Regions from separate parts of the Homo sapiens genome. Here region 2 is linked to region 1. The links are chromatin contacts, found by Hi-C or POLR2A ChIA-PET in ENCODE. All regions are on one chromosome and are shown on one strand. The core of a region is the stretch at or near the end of the contact, and the rest is flanking DNA. Distances in the headings are between cores, read along the strand shown. Region 1 has its middle 140 kb from the start of LINC00604. Region 2 has its middle 93 kb from the start of LINC00604.

What was found. A loop is a pair of places that touch in the nucleus more often than their neighbours do. ChIA-PET counts read pairs that join two places held with the same protein, here RNA polymerase II (POLR2A). Pooled maps may share reads with other maps.
Region 2: a loop to region 1 is called in a map of naive thymus-derived CD4-positive, alpha-beta T cell, with 3 times the contacts of the local background. The contact joins two enhancer-like sites. A Hi-C loop is called at or near these places in 5 of 168 maps with a recorded cell type or tissue (PC-3, PC-9, endothelial cell of umbilical vein and 2 more) and 12 of 50 pooled maps. POLR2A ChIA-PET finds 5 or more read pairs at or near these places in 8 of 52 experiments (activated B cell, activated CD4-positive, alpha-beta T cell, activated CD4-positive, alpha-beta memory T cell and 3 more).

What each region holds. Positions count from the first base shown.
Region 1 is chr5:40,375,253-40,380,951 of GRCh38, forward strand. No RefSeq gene overlaps it. Among named protein-coding and RNA genes, the nearest start is that of LINC00604, 140 kb to the left of the region's middle. Within about 2 kb of position 3,244, at least 3 of the 41 ENCODE cell types and tissues checked have a DNase peak (open chromatin) inside an H3K27ac peak, as active enhancers do.
Region 2 is chr5:40,330,617-40,336,491 of GRCh38, forward strand. No RefSeq gene overlaps it. Among named protein-coding and RNA genes, the nearest start is that of LINC00604, 93 kb to the left of the region's middle. Within about 2 kb of position 3,000, at least 3 of the 41 ENCODE cell types and tissues checked have a DNase peak (open chromatin) inside an H3K27ac peak, as active enhancers do.

The sequences.
Region 1 (5,699 bases), core at 1,994-4,493:
AAAACAGGAGTTCCTATCTTCCTATTATTACTGGCAGCCCCTTCTTTCAATTTCTCTTGTTGAATTTTAGATAAAAGTAAAGGGAAAGAGAGAAAGCATAGCATTTTAGCTCTATCCTTGACCGTGAGTTATTTATGAACAGGAAATATCAAGATTCTAATGATGACAGGAGCACCTTTAGCAATTCTACGGGCAGTGCCAGAACATTGTTGACAAGGTGGGCCCCAGTAGAATCAACCTGAAAGTTGGTTCATCACATTTTAATTTAAAAGGTTGAGGTAGAAGAATGGCCAGGGAGTATCCCTTTCACTCTTGCTCAGAAGAGCTTTGTCTTAATTATTGTGGCCCCATCCTATTCTAAATGATGTCCTTAATAACTGCCCTCCTACTCTCCCGTTGTTTCCCCGTCACATATAAACAGTGACGTGGTCTCAGCTTCAGATTGATCCCATAGGGACCACTGGAGCCTGAGTTGTTCACAGAGTTATTCCACCTTGAGGTGTGGGGGTTGGCTTTAAGAAAACCTGTGTCAGTCACTTGTTGGCTGAAAACTGCTCCTAGGGGCAGGGGCTATAACCTCCCATGATGTGGCCGCTGGTTGAGGCACTTCCCGAGAGAAGAGGGTAGCTGCAAGCTTTTATGAAGTACTCACCATACCTAGAGTGAAAGTAGGGAAATGTAATAGCTAGTAATGAAGACCTAGATGGGGACATACAGAATTCACTACAGTTTCCAGATTTCATATTCCTGTTGCAAACTCTGCACATTAACCCTGCCTACATGGTGATCGTGGCCCTGTGAATGATATTAAAAGGAACAATTAGGCTTTCCAACTCTCACATTTGCCCTAGAGTTTACTGTCAACTTTTCAATAGTCAATACCCTCTTCATAGTATGGAAACATGTATTTAGTTTAGAGGGAGTGGATAGAGAAAAGAGGAAGATGTTTCTAAAGACTCCTCCGAAAACTGCAGTTCCACCACAGTATTTTGCTGTCTTATTTTAAAGATCATATTTTGAAACTCATAGAAAAAGCCAGAGCTAATTTCAGACTTTTTATGCCTTGCAAAGGGCAGAATAGACTTTATAAGGAAAATATATTTGTATCAGGATACACACATACCCAATAAATTCCATTAAGTACAGCAAGTTCTTTATCATCTGGGTTTAACCATATTGAACTGCCATATAAATTTAATATGCAACAAGGTAATGTTTGGCACAAATACTAGAGCCATAAAATATGTCTCACAGTACTAAGACTAGATGGAGGGCAAATTTTAGCTACGGTCTTAGGAAACTAACAACAGACATATATGTATCAAAGTGGCAGAACCTCAGGTCCTGGTGAAAAATAATAATTCTTCTTAGCAGTATAGATGGGAGAGATTCAGATTTAAAAACACTTTTAAGTGCAATTTGGGGGAAATGTCTTTTTGCTTGTTGCTGGTGGGTGCACTAATTTTCTCTAAGATATTTGAGGAACTGGTAACTTTAGTTACCTGTGAGAGGCAAACTTTGTAGCTGAGAAAAGTGAGCGATACAAAGACTTTCAGGTTTTACTTCCTTTTTTTGCTTTTTGAATTTTATTATTTATTTATTTATTTTAGCAGAGATGGTGTTTCACCATGTTGCCCATGCTGATCTTGAACTCATAAGCTCAAACTGATCCACCTGCTTTGGCCTCTCAAAGTGCTGGGATTACAGGTCTGAGCCACTGCACCCAGCCTGCTTTTTGAATTTTAAAGCATGAGAATATATTATATATTCAATAGTTATTAAGAGTGTTTTGTCCTTTTGAAATTCCCCGAAATATCTGAATTTTGGTTTGGGGGAGCATGCTTAAAATGGTTTATATTGATATAGGTAGAGGTTAGAATAAACTTTTATTGAGGAATAAGTATAATGATATCATAATTCATCAGTTGCTTATTACGAGGTAGCTATTTTGCTAAGAGATTTAGGTACTTTCTTATTTAATCCTCACCACAAAATATGGAGTATGCGATTATATTTTCCCCATTGTACAAATAAGGGAATTAATGTTTATTATGGATAAGCAGCTTATCTGAGATTTCATAGCTAGTAAGTAACTGGTATAAAATGTTGCTGTCACCCAGACAGTCTAACTATAGGTCCTTGAAGCTATAACCAAGTTAGTAGACATCTCCCAATCTGAGCCCTCCTTTTCTGTAACATTCATTGGTAGGTGCAGGTTAATGGTTTGGTAATCATTCATTGCCCTTCAAATTAGCGTTAGGAAAATTTACCTCGGTCACTGTCATCCTGCTTGGATGGGTCTAAATCAGACCTGAAGAAAGCAGGCCTCCACGGGATGCTCGCCAGGTTAACCCTTAGGCCAAAGGATGGACTAATGTTGAGGGACAGTCTCTTTCCCCATGTTTTGTGTTTCATGTTTTCCCTAAAATTATTTGATCTACAGACCTCAAAGTCACCTAACCAATAACATTTAAGTTTCTAACAGGCCATTGGGATTGGTAAGACAGATGGTATAAAACAATCATCACTTGACCTAGTTCATCTCATTATTGTATATTTTGCATAAACTCATCTATGTTATGACTTATTTTCATAAATATATGAATATATAGCCAGTGTTAAGCCATGGTAATTACAAGCGAACAAGGGACTTCCCAGACAGAATTGACCTGTGTGTTATTCTGTTCTAATTCTGAAGTCAGGAATTACTCTACCAGACCCATCCATTGCTAAAAACATTCTGGTCTTGTGTCTTGCCCATTCCAGGTGAGAAGAACCTGCTTAGTCCTACCTGTGGATTCAACCACAGACCCTGGCCACAAACATAGTGTCCTGGAAGAAAATTTATTGAACCTGTTTATCTCATTTCCTCCTGAAATATGTTAGACATAGTAATAAGAAGACCTTTGGAGTATTCTAGGCAAAGTATGGTAGAATCGAATATAGGACAATGGCAATAGGAAGGAAGAAGGAAGAGGATGAATTGTGGATGTTTCAAGGGTGAAATCTATTGGACCTGAATAATGATAGGATGAGAAGCCTGAGTAAGGAAAAAAAAAAAAGTCAAAAAAAAAAAAAAAAAAAAGACTACCAGATTTCCCAGTAAGGTAATGAAGGAGATAATTTGTGCCATCTATGGAGGCACTGAGAAAGAAGCTGAGGTTTTTGGCTGTTGATTTTGGCTTTCATTTGGTTTCACTTATGTTTGGTTGCTTTTTATTTTGGTGAGTTATTATGTTGGTGCAAAAGTGAGTGCATTAAAGGTAATGGCAAAAACCACAATTACATTTGTACCAACCTAATAGACGGTGGTTAGAGTGAGATGACTGACTTCATTTCAACTACAACAAGCACTAACTAACCAACTTCTCATTTCCTTCTCTTTGGTTTCTAGTCAACACTTTGTGGTTCTCTAAGGAACACAAAGAGAGACCCCAAAGCACTCACAAGACAGAAGTCCGGAAGTTCCTACATCCAAAAAGTTTCCTAAGGCCAGATGTTACCAACTGGCAACCATCAGACTGACTCTAGCCTTCACAGCATTAATACCTTTCATATACCTTTGAAATTATTTGCCAAGGTTTAAAAGTAGAGACGTTTTATTTTAAAATATAGATTTTTATTTTCTATGTTTGAGAAATAAGCACAGATTCCCACCAGGCATTATCAGTAGGAGCTGACCCTTCACACAGGGAATCTGCCCTTCGTTTTACCACTGCCTCCTCCATTCAGTTTCGTTTTTGAATAGTGCCTGCCTGCCTTCCCTAGGCATGCTATTTTAAATATCCGGCCTTAGGCCAAAAGCCTCAATAAGCTTCATAACCCCTTCCCCACTCTTTAAATGTTATCCCTCAGCTCCCCCTAGCCCAGGTTTGTGATTACCCCTAAGGACCATCCAAAGTAAAGGAGGAGAAATATTTTCTTCTTAATTACAGGGTGGACATTATTTTTTCTCTAACCACTGGATTCTGGGTAGGTGCCAATACTGTTTCACATTTCCATGGTGGCCCCAAATTCTCTCTCCACCTGTAGCCATTATTAGGCCTTTAGTTAACACTGTTTACCCCAAAGGAGACTTAATAGAGAGAGAAAATATAAAATGGGTACAGCTCAGGTGTTACATGCCTGGGGTCTCTGGATTTGGGCTAAACCTCATCTGATGAGTCCTCTTATAACCTGCTGTTTCCTGATGTTGAATTCCTAGACACCTAGGCCTAATCTGCCAGGTTAGACACCTAAATCCAACCATCCATAACAAACACTTGATTCCAAACACAGTATTTGCTCTTGGTAACTGTTACCTCTCAGTGCCCTCCTGCCCCATTCAAAACACCGGACATTAAGCCAACAGCATATCTCAGTGAGTCTAGCAGAAAATATGGGTATGAGTTGTAGCAGAATTATATATGGTTGAGGGAGAGCTTCCAGTGAAAAACTCTGTTATAGTTAGTTCTTCTTACTGCTGGAAATCTGCCTAATCTCTTGGGTGGCTTGAGGCAGAAAACATATTCAGAATCACTGGTGTATATGATTCTTGTTTTAGTCCATTCTTGCTGCTATAACAAAATACCACAGACTGAGTAATTTATGAACAGTAGAAATTTATTTCTCGCAGTTCTGGAGGGTGGGAAGTCCAAGATCACAGCACCAGCAGATTTTGTGTCTGGTGAGGGCCTTTTCCATAAATGGCATTTTCTCATGGTGTTCTCAAATGGTAGAGAAAACCAAAGGTACAATTGCTGTGTTCTCACCTGGCAGATGGGATGGAAGGGCAGACTGCTCTTTGAAGCCTCTTTTATAAGGATAGTAATCTCATTCATGAGAGTGGAGTGCTCATGGCCTAATCACATCCCAAAGATTCTACCTCTTAATACCATTACCTTGAGATTTAAGGTCTAACATGAATCTTGGAGGGACACAAACCCTCCATAGCAGTCCCCTTAAGTAACTCTACCTTCTCCCAATATCCACTTACTTGTGGACTAAAGCCGTCCCTCATGAGTTTCCTATCATGCCATTACTTCCTGGTTCCTAGGTCCAATACCTACTTCTTTCTCACTGGTAGCCCTGGAAAGCTGGCCACTACCCTGTCTTCTAATCACATTTTGACTTCAAGTGTGTGAGGATGCATAGCCAGTTATAAATCTGAGAAAACTACAATTGGATCTGAAAAACTAATTTTATCATGTGAAAGTTTTCTTATTCATTCATTCAACATGAATTGAGCATCTAATATATGCCATGTGATAGAAATGCAGAAATGAGTAAGACATAATAATTGACCTAGTAGAACTGGCAAAATGTATGAATTCTGTAATTCAACATGGTAAATGCTCTAATAGAGGCAGATCACAGCTTTATGGTATATTAGAAGGCATAAACAAGGGGCATCTGACTTATAGAACAGTGTTCCTCAAACTTTATCATGCTTCTGAATCACAAAAAATCTTGTTAAAATGAAGACGCTGGTCTTGAGCAGGGCTGAGAACCTGCATTTCTAACAAGCTCCCAGGTTATGTCAATGGTGCTGATCCGTGGACCAGTCTTGTAACAAATTCTAGTGACTTGAAAATTAGCATGAAGAATGTTAGAATTGGGCTCCCTCTCTGGTGAAATTAACAGTGTTTGAGACATTTGGAATAACTAAATATTTTAGAAACAGTCTCCACCTTTGTCTTCATAAGAAACCACTGAGACCT
Region 2 (5,875 bases), core at 1,750-4,249, 45 kb before region 1:
AGTGATTTTTACCATTCATTCAACTGTACAGAGAGAGAGAAACCAAAAATCTGACTGGTAAGAAATTCTTACCCTTTTGCCAGCATGCCAGGCTTCTGGGTTCCCTTTCCCTGAGCGGCCCTAGTGACTCAGCTTGCTGTATCATTGCAATGGGGCCAAGCTGCATGATAAAGGAAAATTATATTTTTTTGTTCTGGCCAGAGTAAAATATGTGTGATAAAACATAGACATTAGCCACTCTGCTTAGCACTTAATATCAAACTGGCAAGGCTTAAGTTTGCCCCTGGTTGGGCCCCATCATCATTAATCCAACCTCTGACCATGAGTTTCAACATGTGGTCTCTGGGCAAGATGGTTGCCCTGAGCAATAGGCAAGATAAGAAAGGGAAAGGAGAGAGAGAAAAGCATTGCCTGTGGCAGGGTGGGGAAGGCAAAAAGGCCAGAGAAGATCACCCCCCATTCCAGCGACACTGAAAAGTTCAGGTGGCTGCTTTTTTATAGCAAAGGGATCTTTTCCAGCAGTGTCATCATCTCTCATGTTTCCCCTTTTAGGGAGGAAAAAGCTCCCTATGTCCCACAATCCTGTACATTCCTAATCCTGTCACCTGCAGCCGTCAGGAAAGAGCGCAAGGCAGATTATTCCAAGGAGAATAGCAGTTGACATGCTGTAGTGCCAAACCCATTCTTAGCCAAAAGGAACTTTACTGAGAGCCCTCATTTTCAAATGTACTTCAATGCATTGTTGTTCATTCTGATGTTCCACTGTGAGTTATCTTTAGTAATATTTTGGTGTTTCTGTAAGACTTCGCTGCCTCCCAGACCTAATGTATAAGCCAGAAGGAACTCAGTTTTCCAGAAATTAAGGATCCCATTTTTACCTAAAATATTGACTTTACTCTCAGGTTCTCTTGATTAACTTAGCCAATGATTGTTTTTTTCCTACCTAAGCGCACAAGAAAAATGAAAAAAAGGGGTAGAACAGAAAAATTCCTGTGAATTTTCAAAAGACAAATTTTATAAACCCTGCAAAATACTGCTTACTACCAGTTCCTTTCTGACCTAGTCAGATATAAGAGGCCTCTAACTGGATTCAAACCAGTTAATTCCCAGATCAAATCCATTCTTGGACCCAGTCCAGTTTCTGTCACAACTCTAAACCCAGTTTGGATCAGAAATCTGCTCAAAGAAACTCGGAGAGCTCAAAACGCAAATCCGTGGAGCTCCAAAATCTGAGAGGGAGCTTAACCGTGATCCCCAGCTGCTCTGAGAGATCAATGGACACAAGTGAGTCCTGCAGGTATCTTGAGTGTTCACTCAGCACTTCTGGGGGTCACTGGAAGCTCCACTTCGGATCCTACTCCTGACACCATCTGAGAAAAGAAAAACTTCAGCCAAATTAATTTAAAGGAGTTTAATTAAGCAATGAAAGATTTGCAAATCGGGCAGCCCCCAGAATCACAGCAGATTCACAGAGACTCCAGGGGTGCCTCGTGGTCCTTGTGGTCAGAACAAATTTATAGACAAAAAAGTTAAAGTGACAAACAGGAATCGGAAATTAGGTACAGAAACAGTGAGATTGGTTACAGCTTGGTGTTTGCCTTATTTGAATGCAGTTTGAACATTCAGCAGTCTATGAGTGGTATAGCCACTGGGATTGGCCAACACTCAGCCATTGTTACAGGTGCCTACTATTAAGTTAGGTTTTCAATTGTGTCTGACTATTAAGATAGGTTACAGTTCATCCACAAGGACTCAAATATAGAAGTATGGAGTCTTTCTCAGGCCATATTTATCTTGCTTTAACTCTATCTTCTATTTTATAACCATTGGTTCCTCAATAACATCTAGAATGCCACAAATCACCACAAAAGTAAAAACTGGGTGATGGATTAAATGAGAGGGAGGGAGGGAGGGAGGGATGGATGGATGGATGGATGGATGGGAAGAGAGAGAGAAACATATGTCCTTGACTCTTTATTTTGGTGATTTACACCAAGAAAAGAAAGCTAACAAACTGTTTAATCAGAACTATATCAACTTTTAGGTTTAAAAAATTATTTTGTGAAAAATCCATTAGAATGTTTCAGAGATATGATGATTGGTATGCAGATAAATTTCATTTTTAAATATTTGGTTAGAAAAAGTTAGAATTTTTCAAAATATAAAATTATGAATTACATAAACACTCAATCATATTTTGTCCCTTTTGATAGATTATGTGAGTAAAAGAAACGCAAAAAGACAAAAGAATATAGATGGATTCAATGACATATAAAATCTTTATAATCTAAGCCAAATAAAATTATATAGCACTGGCAACTTTGTCATGACTAAATTTATGAGTGTAACACTAAATAATGAACTGTTTTGTGTGTGACTTATAAAGTAGACTCATTGTTGAATGGGAGAAATATATTATCCAATGCATTTTGAGCAAGATGAAATGTAAGGTACCATTTTTATAGAAATATTTTAGAGGAAGCTGTTCAACATTGGAGGATAATAGCCGTTACTTATAAAATACAGCATTTCCCCTCTGATTCATAGGAAAGTAACAAGATCTTTATCAGAATGTTCTCATTTCCACATAATTCAAATACCATGTATATCAAAAAATAACAAGTAAAGACAAAATTTATTAAATTTTAGAATATGAATGGCATTGATCATAGTGAATACATTTGACAAAATCAAATAACCAATGGAGCATATTCATTTTGGTGAGTATTCTTAGTAAAGTCTTTAGGTCTCAGTTTCTTTTGAAAAATAAACTGGTTGTGAATATTACATGAGATAAAATAAACGGAAAGGCACATTGTAAAAGAGTGATAAAGCAATACATAAATATAAATTCTAAATGTTATAACATTGTGCATAGTCATTGTGCATGTTAAATGTTCAAAAAATAACTGAGTTAATGATTGAGGCATTGCAGGAAGTCTGGGGTGAGGCACTTGGCAGGAACTGCCACACAGGACTATTTTCTTCACTATGACAATGCTCTAGCTGAGAGTGAATGTTTTTAATATAAATGGTTTTACTCAGCTTAACAACCTACTGGATTCACTATTACAGTCATGAGTCATTTAAGCACAGGGACATATTCTGAGAAATGTGTTGTTAGGCTATTTTGTCATGTGAACATCGCAGAGTGTACCTACATAAACCTAGATTGTGTAGCCTACTATGCTCCTAGGGTATTGCTCATAGGCTGCAAATCTGTACAGCATGCGATTGAACTGAATTTTGTAGGTAGTTGTAACAAAATGGTATTTGTGTGTATCTACACATAGCTCAATACAGAAAAAGTACAGTAAATATAGGTTATAAAATATTAAAAATGATATACCTGAATAGAGCACTTACCATGAATGGAGGTTACAGAACTAGTATTGGCTTGGGTGAATTTGTGAGTGAGTAATGAATGAAGGCTTAGGACAATACTGTACACTACAGTAGTGTCAGTAATGTTTAAACTGTGCACACTTAGGCTATGCTAAATTTATTCTTTTTAGTTTTCTTCAGTAGTAAATTAACCTTAGCTTACTGTAATTTTTTCTTCATAGACTTCGTAATTTTTTAACTTTTTAACTCTCTCATAACTACACTTAGCTTAAAACACGAACACTTTTTTCCTTTATATACTTATTCTATAAGGTTTTTCTATTATTAGGCATTTTTTTTTACTTTTTAAACTTTTTTGCTAAAAACTAAGACACAAACACACACATTAGTCTGGGCTTACAGGGGATCAGGATCATTAATATCACTGTCTTCCACTTCCAAATCTTGTCCAACTGGAAGGTCTTCACAGGTAGTAACATGCATGGAGCTGTCATCTCCTATGATAACAATGCCTTCTTCTGGAATACCTCCCGAAGGAGCTGCCTGAGGCTGTTTTACAGTTAGCTTTTTTGATTTTAATAAGTAGAAGAAATGCACTCTAAAATTACAATAAAAAGTATAATATAATAAAACATAAACCAGTAACATAGTTGTTTATTATCATTACCAAGTATTATGTACTATGCATAACTGTATGTGCTACACTTATATATTCCTGGCAGCACAGTAGGTTTGTTTACACCAGCATCACTATAAACATGTGAGTAGTGCCTTGCCCTACTACATTTGGATGGCTACAGTGTCACTAGGTGATAGCAATTATTCAGCTCTGTTATAATCTTATTCAACCACTTTAGTGTAAGCAGTTCATTGTTGACCAAAATGCTGTAATGCAATACATGACTGTATTTAATACTGTTTCCACTATTCAAGCACAACAGATCATTCATCATCACAATATTATTATAATCAATACTATTCAAAGGAGAAAACACAAGCTCTGGAAACAATTTCAAGATAGGAGTTTAACTCACTAATGCAAAAAAGACACATCATCAAAAAAGCAGTATTCAAAATGTGAGGTTGATGACACTTATGATATCATTATTCATAGGATGAAGAATTCTGGCATTTCCATTCATCTTTCTACCACCTATATGTCTAAGGCAGACATTGCAGAGCAACTACCTCAACAACCTTACAGCCCTTTTCCTTATGCCTTTCTATAATGCAGAAACAGGAAACTAAAACAAAATGACATTTCTCAGACTGCTTGCAGCTGAATTTTAAAATATGATTTAGATCCAGATGGGATTAAGACTTGGGCAACAGAATGAGAAAGAGGGCACCTTTCTGCTGCTTCAGATAATTCTGCTGGCAAACCCAATGGTGGTGGTAGTTGGATTTCCAAAGCAGCAGTACTAGAACTTGTAGACACAAACAGGGCAGGATTTGAATAGGTTTGGACATGTAATTTATTACACCTTATGTTTGCAAAAATCTTAAATATTAAAAAAGAATGAAATGAAAATTTTAGAACTAAAAAAAATACAACAATCAAAATAGCAACTCACTGGATGGACTCAATAGAGGATGGTCATCACAGAGGAAAGAATCAGTAAACTTGAAATTATCTGAACAACAAAATTTTATTCTAGAAAAATACAATAAACAGAATCTTAGAGACTTGTGGCAAAATATTAAAAGACCTACTATTCACATCATCCGAATCCCAAAAGGAAAGAAAGTTTGATGCAGAAAAATATTTAAAGTGATAATGCACTTTAAAAACTTCCAAAATTGAGTTGGGTGTGGTAGTGAATGACTATAGTCCCAGCTATTCAGGAGGCTGAGGCAGGAAGATTGTCTGAACCCAGAGGTAAAAATTCAGCTGGGGCAAAATAATAAGACCCCATCTCTAAAAAAAAAAAAAAAGAACAACAGGGAGGCTTCCAAGATGGCCAAATAGGACCAGCTCTGGTCTGCTACTCCCAGAGAGATCGACACAGATGGGTGATTTCTGCATTTCCAACTGAGGTACATGGTTCATCTCACTGCGGCTAGTTGGACAGTGGGTGCAGACAATGGAGGGCAAACTGAAGCAGGGCAGTGTGTCTCCTCATAGAGGAAGCACAAGGAGTTGGGGGATTTCCCTTTCCTAGCCAAGGGAAGACATGACAGACTGCACCTGGAGGAATGATACACTCCTGCCCAAATACTGCACTTTTCCCACAGTCTTAGCAACCAACAGACCAGGAGATCCCCTCCTGTGCCTGGATCGGCAGGTCACACGCTCACAAAGCCTTTCTCACCGCTAGCACAGCAGTCTGAGATTGACCTGCAATGCTGCAGATTGGCAAGGGAAGGGGTGTCCACCATTGCTGAGGCTTGAGTTGGCGGTTTTATGCTCACAAAGTGGCCAGGAAGCTCAAACTGGGCAGAGTCCACTGCAGCTCAGCAAGGCCTACTGCCTATCTAGATTCGACCTCTGTGGCAGAGCATAGCTAAACAAAAGAAAGACAGTCTCTGC